Regions from separate parts of the Homo sapiens genome. Here region 1 is linked to region 2. A link is an interaction called in ENCODE POLR2A ChIA-PET data of the cell type or tissue named here. Cell type or tissue: MCF 10A. All regions are shown on one strand. Each heading gives the region's core, and the rest is flanking DNA. Links, peaks and the distances in the headings are about the cores only. Region 1 overlaps G3BP1 (G3BP stress granule assembly factor 1). Region 2 has its middle 22 kb from the start of FAT2.

Evidence for each region. Peaks named below come from ENCODE experiments on the same cell type or tissue, not always from the same donor. Only the 100,000 strongest peaks of a DNase experiment are listed, where the experiment ranks them.
Region 1: POLR2A ChIA-PET joins it to region 2 with 5 read pairs; 2 of 35 experiments call an interaction of 5 or more read pairs at or near these places.

Annotation. Positions count from the first base shown.
Region 1 is chr5:151,804,522-151,808,915 of GRCh38, reverse strand. It overlaps G3BP1 (G3BP stress granule assembly factor 1), which reads right to left. Exons shown (of 12, transcript NM_005754.3): 12 at 1-4,394. Among named protein-coding and RNA genes, the nearest start is that of G3BP1, 35 kb to the right of the region's middle. In MCF 10A, for the core only: no CTCF peak of the experiment used is centred there; no DNase peak of the experiment used is centred there.
Region 2 is chr5:151,611,299-151,615,692 of GRCh38, reverse strand. No RefSeq gene overlaps it. Among named protein-coding and RNA genes, the nearest start is that of FAT2, 22 kb to the right of the region's middle. In MCF 10A, for the core only: no CTCF peak of the experiment used is centred there; DNase peaks (open chromatin) are centred at 872 and 2,392.

The sequences.
Region 1 (4,394 bases), core at 186-4,185, 190 kb before region 2:
CATGAGCCACCCCACCCCACCCCAAAGTGATTTTAACTTCAGCAATAGTTAAAACTGTTTCTATCCAGGTTAAACAGGATTTAATCTTCCATCTAATTACTATCAAAAATATAGGCAACCTTCCCCAAAAGTGGGCTTCTGAAAATAAATACTTGGTTCAGTAAATCAATAATTTCTGGTAAACATCCTTAATTTACTTAAAAAAATCCTAAGACACACTGTATGCACACTGTACCTTACAAATCTGGGACACTGGCCACATTTCAAAATACTACACTTAGGAATTTCTGTAATTGGCCAAGTCACATGATTTATTAAAGGAATAGTTGAACAGATTCCCTATATTATTTTCCTCTTACAGGGAATTAAAATAAGCTACTAGGTTCAAGTAGAAACTGTGGAGAGAAGACGAATCCAATGTTTTCAAACAAGTCACATAAACAGAAACTAAAAACCTAATTGCAAGCCAACACATATGCATAATCAAAAACCAAAACTGGTTAAGGGTTTTAGGTAATCTGTAATCATCTTTTTACTCATTTAGGCCTTGATTTGAGACATGAAAGCATGAACAAGGCAGTTTAATTTCAGTGTTGTACTGAGGTGATATCTATCCACTAATAAGAATGTAAATATAAACAAGTTTTATCTCACATGTGCCACCATCTCTCCTTTACTATAGTCTGTTAAGAGTTGACAGGCCCACCTATGGTCCCCAGAATCTCAACATTAAACAAATATAAATCCCAAAAGGCATTACTACCTTAGAACCAGAAATTCTTAGTTATCATCTTGTGCCACACGGCCATTACTTGATCAGCAACTTTAACTTAACCCCTCATCCCACATAAGACATTGCTAATTTTTTTTTGGTACATTAGGCAGTTAGCTAAAACCTGATATTCAAATAAATGCTGATGTTACTTCAAGTTTAAAAACTGCTGAACTAAAAAGGTCAACAATTATCTATATGCAGCATTGCAAAGATTCCTTTAAGTAGCACAAAAAGAAAACTGCAATATAAAAAACATCTTTATAGATTTGACAAATGCAACCATTTAAAAGAAATGTCACTCAGCATAAACAGTGGTCTACAAATCTAAGCTCTTCAAAAAGGTTACCTGTAAGTTCTAAAATGGCCTTCTATAAAGTGCAACATTTTCCATTAAATCGTTAAATTCTACAAGGGTTTTTCAAATAGAGGGATGAAGAAAAGTATCAGAAGGTGACAGTTTATAAGCACAAAACACAAATTCTATAAACTCACCTGGATTATACTATAATAAAAATATTATTATTCACATCCAGATTTGAAGTTTGCATTAAATTATCAAACCTGATGAGAAAAAACTTAAAAACAAACCACCATTATTGTGTTACCATATATAATCTGCAAATCAAAAAAAGACTCACAAAACCCAAGTTTAATTATCTTGTTTGCCCTAAAGGAAATTAAGAACTGTAATGTTAACCTTGTTCTGAATGTATTCCAGACTCAAGTCTCCCTACAGTAGGAAGTTCATTGCGGTCTATGCTACTGAAATGTAATTAGGGGGGCATTATGGTTCTAGAGAAAAAGCATCAGTTTGGGAGGCAAATGTGCTCCTTGCTACATGGATGACTTGGAAGCCTGTCATTTAACTGTTCTGATTCAGTTTCTTCCTCATCTATTGTGCTGAGGACAATATCACCTAACCCGCAGCACAGATGTGAAAATTAACTTTTCTAACCTAAAGTGCAATTCAACTAACACTGTGGTAATGACATACTCAACCAAAGTCAAATTATTATTTTTGGATTATCTATCTCACTGGTCCCTAGCAATATCTGACAAAGTTGAGAACGCTGGAATACACAAAGTAAAACCCAACCTCACCACTAAAACAAAAATACAGTTTAAGGCCCAAGATGTCTAATTACAAATTAACAGGTCTTAAAAAACTAAGACCCACTGAACCAAACAAATCTTATCTAACTAAAATACTCATGAGGCCAGGTGCAATGGTGCACACCTGTAGTTCCGGCTACTTGGAAGGCAGGAGAACTGATGAGGCCAGGAGCTTGAGACCAGCCTGACAACATAGCAAGACCTTGCCTCTATAAAAATAAAAATTTAAAAAAAAAATCTCATGGGTCAAGAGTTCTAAGCTCAGTAGCTAATAACTATACATTGGGCCATTCCTACGGATGAAAATTTTCATTTTAAAATCTGAAAATGTTCAATGTGATGAGCTCCTACTGCTGCCACCTATAGAAAATGTTGCCCTAACTTATAATGATTTTCCAGCAGTGGAAACGTATACATCTCTAAGCTCTCAGGTTTACTCTACATGCAATAATGTACATAATTGTACAAGGATTCTCAACAGTTCTGATCATGATGCTAATCCTATTTCTTAGGTCCAATACTATCATTCAAAACCTCACAATCATCCCAACTCTGATGACAGAAAGCACTGGGGAAGCTTTCTATTTTCTGAGATTGTGCAGTAATTCCCTGCAACAAATTACAAGCAGCATCAGTATGTATTGCTACCACCTCTCCACATTTACACCAACATACACAACACACACATACATTTGGTACAAATAATAAAAAGTGAAATTACTAATTCCTTAGAGTAGATGTTACTGCAATTCTTGAAACAGATTTCCATTTCCTAGTTTGTTATTTATCTGAGGCTGAGTTTCAAAAGAATGAGTCTTCATTCCAGTTTTCCTAATCCCACAGCTCCACCCACCCACAGGAATAGGGACTATCAGTGTTCTCAATGGGGTTGCTTCATTTTTACACAACATTTGGTATCCTTAGACCCCACCCAATAAATGCCAGATGCATGTCTCTCCAACAACCCTTCCAAATTTCACACATTTCCAAATGTCCTCTAGTATGTGATAACACCAAGCTGAGGATTGCTGCATCTAGTTAATGCCCTTAAGTCTCCAAGTAGGAAGAACTTCTGTTTTGAAATGTATAATTTAGTATTCACTCATGAAGGATAATTTCTAGGCTATCCATAATTTATGACCTTGAAGTTACCACAAAGTAATTTTTTTTTCCAAAGTGACTCAGACTAAACTTTTCTTTCCACCCACCACATGCTTAATATAAGCTACAAAAGTATAAGTTGTATTTCTTCCTATTATCAGTGATCTGGGCCAAAAGTGGTTACCAAAGTTACTTTAACCCTACAAAAAAGCCATGTGATTCAGTTACATTAAGTTTATGTAAAGGAGATGCTGCCAATTTTCAAATATTTGAGGAACTGGAACCAAACTGGTAATACCAACTTCACTGTGGTCTTAACCATCACAGCAAACCTAGAGTTTCTCAGTAATGCAAACCAAATATTCCTATGCTATCCTCAAACGACAGTCCTAAAGATGAATACTGTTAAGAAAATAAATACGCTGAATTTTACAACCTGGTTGCCCTTCAATTAGTAATGACAATCACACAAAAGTTTGTTTCACACGTGTAAACAAAACCTTCACCCATCTCACACACAGCACTCAACAAATAACACATATGTGAAACGAGTATTAGTCTATATTGCCAGATTAAATTTTCTTCCAGAAATATTTTAATAAAAATTGGCCATTTCCAAGTAACACCCACTGCATGCCCATCAATAAAAGAGAACCATAACAAAATAGAAAATTTACCATATGGCTATGATTTTAAGAAAAAAAAAAATGCGGACACGAGCACATGAGCAAAGTCCAATATTAAAGTAACATTCCTTCTTACGGGCTATGATTAGGAATCTGATTAGATACCAGAATAAAAATACAAATGCTGAACTATTTAGGTCAAAGAACCTCTATAGAAGCATCTGTCTTCAAAGGCATTCCAGTTTGAGACTCAATTTTAGAATAAGGCATAACAAATATGTTAACAAAAGACATACACAAAGTGATGAAAGAGGGATTCTATAATTCCCCACATACTCTGAACCTAATAAAACAAATCTAGATTTTTTTTTTAAACAATTGCCAAGACTGAAATCAAAGATAAATAGAAGGCACAACAGTTTTGCTCTGGTTGTTATCTGGGTTTTGGGAATTTTTTTGCTTTTTGTTTTTTTACAAATACAAATTAAACATGAAAAAACTACTTCAAAAAAACTAACAGTTCAAGAAAAGCCTATCAGTTGCATTCTAGACATTTAAAACCTATTATCACAATTTAAATTTCAATGGTAAAAACAGTTAGGTTTTAGAATTGTTTTGTGATCCTTTATCAAAAAAAAATTCTATTCCTTTTATTCAGTTTTTAAACATACCAGTGAGAATCAAAATTGTCAAATTTTCCAATGGCAATTTCTCCACACCAGAAGGTAGTCATGACTCTCAAAGAAGAAACAATTTGGGTTTTTCCTGCCTTCAAAATA
Region 2 (4,394 bases), core at 215-4,214:
TTTCTCTTCCCTGCTTAGAGCAGCCTCCCAGGCTCAACACCTTGAGTTCTGCCCCTGACTCATTCTGCTTCAGCACAGCACTTAGACCTGTGGTTTGCACAAGTCAGGGCACGACCCAAGGTGGGGATGGGGTGATGTTGCTGGTGGGAGGGGGGAGGTCACTATCAGGTAATCAGGCAAGGGCTCTGGAGAAGGTCAGGGTGTGGCTGTGTGGCTGTGTGGCTGTGCAGGGGCACAAGAAATGTGTACTAGTCAGCCCTGCTGGGAAGCCGGCTCATGAGGCAGAGAGGGGACCCAGCTGGAACCCTGGCACTGTCTGCATTTAGAACTCCCTCACATTGGAGCTACTAGGTCCTGCCCTGCTCTTCCTGCAGTTCCATTGTCGCTGTGGGGTGAGGAGTCTGTGGAGCCAAGGGGAAGGCTTACCCTAAGCCTGTGACCCACCCCCTCACCACTTCCAGATCACATTTTCAGCACCCAAGCTGTCGGTTTCCAGCTCAATAGCCCCCAGCTTACTTTCTAGGCCTCTGCCAGGGGTCTTTCCTCCAAGGGCAGGCTGTACACCTCTAAGGGTAGCCTGAGGGATGGCCAAGTTGTTGTTTGCTGGGAAGGCATTAGGGTGGTGAGGATGGAGCGTGGTCACATGGGGTGAGATGTCTAAGCACCTGCCTATAACCATTTTCCTTGTAGGAAGAGGAGTCAAGAGAAGGCAGGTGGGCTGGAGCCACAGGGCCCTTCATTTGAACTCTTGCTTCGTGCCCTGTAGTATAAGGGATAGACCTGCCTGAAGTCAGTCAGTCCAAGTGCAGAGATGTGGAGGCCTCCCGAAAGGTGTTTGTTTGCCAAGCTGAATTTTTATTGCAATGATGAATGCATGAGACTGCATGCAAGAGAAACTGGATTCTGGCCAAGTTCTGACAAACAGTCCCACTGGATAGGAACGTAGGCTTTGGGGTCAACTACCCGGGTTTCAAAGCTCTGGGACGTTCTAGCTATGTGACCTCAGACACGATCACCTCGGTGAGCCTCACTTTTTTCATGTGACACATGAGATCAATAATTGTCTCTCCCTCATGTTGGATGGAAAAATGCTTAGTACAGTGGTTGGTACCTAGTAAGTGCTTAATTAGAGTGATTCTATGTGACACCAACTGCTGTCTCTGAGTCTCAAGCCCCCTTTAGAAAAGGAGGGGATGATACACTAAATTCAGTGGTTTTTAACATTTCTTCAGACACTCTCCGTCTGGGATTAGGTCTGAAGGAGAAGCATCATGGTGCCCAGAAAGCCCCCTGGGCAGAGCACAGCAGACGAGCTGAGCATTCTCCCAGCATCGGGACTCTGGCTTTGCAGATAGTCTGGACCTGGAAATCCTCATCAAAGGGTTTGGAGAGGAAAACAGTTCTCAGAGTACTGTAATAATGCCTGGGGGTTATAAGGCTCCAGGGTCTTTGCACATGCTGGTCCCTTTGTGGGGAACACCCGTTGTCTCCCACTTCTTAGCAGTGAGCTGCCACTTATGTTTCAGATCTGAAACCTCACTTCCTCAGGAAAGCTCAGAGCTTCTGTTACAGGTTCCTTTTCTCTGTATCCATTCCCATCTACAGCACACATCAAGGTAGGGGAGCATTTGATGACACTCCTCCAAGAGGTCTTTCTTTCAGCTCCATCCAGGTTTAGTGCCCTTCTGAGGTGTTCCCAACAAACCCTGCACTGTGCATTTCACGTGCTTTAAAACTCTGGTCAGCTCCAACTCAACTTCGCTCAGGGTCACACAGCCAATACATGCTGAACACAAAAAGGCTTCTGAGTAGCTGCAATGGGTTCTACCATGTATTTTACTCATAAGGAGCATGTGTTGCCCGGAGATGATATATTCCTTTTTTTTTTTTTTTTCTGGAGACGGAGTCTTGCTTGATGCCTAAGCACAGTACGGTGGTGTGATCTCGGCTCGCTGAAACCTCCGCCTCCCAGGTTCAAGCGATTCGCCTGCCTCAGCCTCCCGAGTAGCTGGGATTACAGATACATTCATTTTGTACCTGATGCAGACATGTAGTTACCTAACAGATTCACTGTTGTAAAGAAGGCAGAGAGAGAAGGGCCCCTGGAATAATTGACAGCTGACAGTGTCAATGAGAGTGATACCTTCAACCAACTCCCATGGTTCCTGAAGCCACCGCCTTTTTCTCCATTGTCTAGCAGCCACCGCGGAGAACCTCATGGAGCAAGGGCAAGAGGAGATGTGAAAGTTCAGGGGAATGGAGGGAGGCTTCCTTGACACAGTAGCATCTGAGCCTGGCCTTGAAGCCTGTCTGGGTGTGATGTAGCCAGGCTGAGACTGTGTGGGTGGATTAGAGAAGAGCAGGTGAAGGCAGGAGAGGCATTTCAGGCAGAGTGAATCATCAGCAAAAGCTCAGGCAAAGAATCATCAGCAAAAGCAGCCAAGATGTCACGCATCCTGGAGGCTCCAGATCAAATAGCTTCCTCCGTTGCATGTTCCCAGAGTGCTCCCTACTCGCCTGTCATGAAGTGCACTGCACCTGTCAACCGGGTCAGGGTGTGCTCAGTACGGGTCTCTCACCGGAAAATAAACTTCTAAGGCAGGAACTTACTTGCCTTAACCACAGTTCTGTCTCTAGGATTGAAAGAATTATTAACTACTCGTCTACCATTTCCGCTATGAAAACAAACCACCCCCCCACCACACACACACATACACCACACCACACACACCCCCACACACCACACACACACATACACCACACCACACCCCCCACCACACACACACACCACACACACCACACACACACCACACACACCACACACACAGCACACACACACCACACACAACACACCACACACACAATCACACAACACACCACACACACCCACCACACCACACACACCACACACACACCACACACACCACACACCACACACACACCACCACACACACCACACATACACCACACACACACCACACACACACACCACACACACCACACACACACTACACACACATCACAGACACACACCACACACACACCACATATGCACCACACACACACACACACACACACACACACACACACACCACATACACACAGACTCTCACAAACCTGTTTTTGTCCTCAGTGCCTAGAATGATGTCTGGCAAGAGGTAAAATTCTCAATTAGCATTGTGAAATGAATGTGTGAATAAGTGACTCTCCTTTATTAGAGGTGAAGCTCTGGGAGGCCAGGGCTCATGTCTTAAGCAATGTTATTTTCCATCTCCTGGCAAAAATGGGGTCAAGTGAGGCCCTGGGACAGAAATGTCCCTGTTATAGGAGCAGATCTCCTGGCTTCCGCTCGGGCAGTAGAGTAGGGCCTCTGCTTCCTCACTCTTCAGCTCTTTACAACCTGCCCCATTCTCCCATCTGGCCTCAACCTTTCTTTCCAAACTTAATTTCCACAACTTCCCCTCAACCGTGGATGTCATAACTCCCATGGATTCCTGAAGCCACCCCTTTGTCTCCATTGTCCAACAGTCACTCTGGAGACCCCTTGGAATAAAGAAATAAGGGCCAGAGGTTCAGTAGGATAGGAGGAAGCTTCACTGAGACAGCGGCATTTGAGCTTGGCCTTGTAAATTGGGTTACAATTTAGCCAGACTGAGACTGCAGGGGTGGCACAGAAAGAACCAAGAAAGAAAGGCATTTCAGGCAGACAGGATCGTCGGCAACAGCTCCAAGGGTAACCAGTGGAAATTCTGAGCACCGTGGCTACTTCCCCTAAGAACACTATGGGATCCAGTGTTACGGAGGTAGCAGAAGGATTGGTGGGGACTGGAAGGGATTCCTGACCTGGCCTCATTTTAGAGAGCGGAAGTCATGGTATCATCAGCAATAACAAAACTGAGATGTGGCCTTTCCTATTAAAGAAACTCACTGTTGACCTTATGCAGGACCTTGCCTTTCCTGGACCTCCTCATCTACAACATAAATGTTCTGAATGAGGCAATCCCGCTAATCTTTCCAGCTCTGAAGTCCCGTGACTAAAACTACTTTCCCCTTAGCTTCTCACTCCAGTTTTGGGTCAGACCCAGGACTTGTGACCAGATATAAGGTCAGTCTTGCTGATTTCAAGACAAAAGAGGGCTCTGTCTGTGCCGCCGGTGCCGGTTTCCCATGCCCAGGGCTTTGCTTATGTGGTTGGTGCATCCGGCTGTCACCGTGTCTATGGTGTCACCTGCTCCTAGTAGCCTTTCATCTTCTGGGCTACTGGAGCATCTCTGGAGCTTGGCCAGGGGGAAGCTGTCACAGCAGGTCAAGGTGTGGAGGTGAGTGAAGGGGGCTGTGGGGACCTGGCAGGGCACTGTGGACACCCTGATGACACTTGGCTCAATGGCACGGCT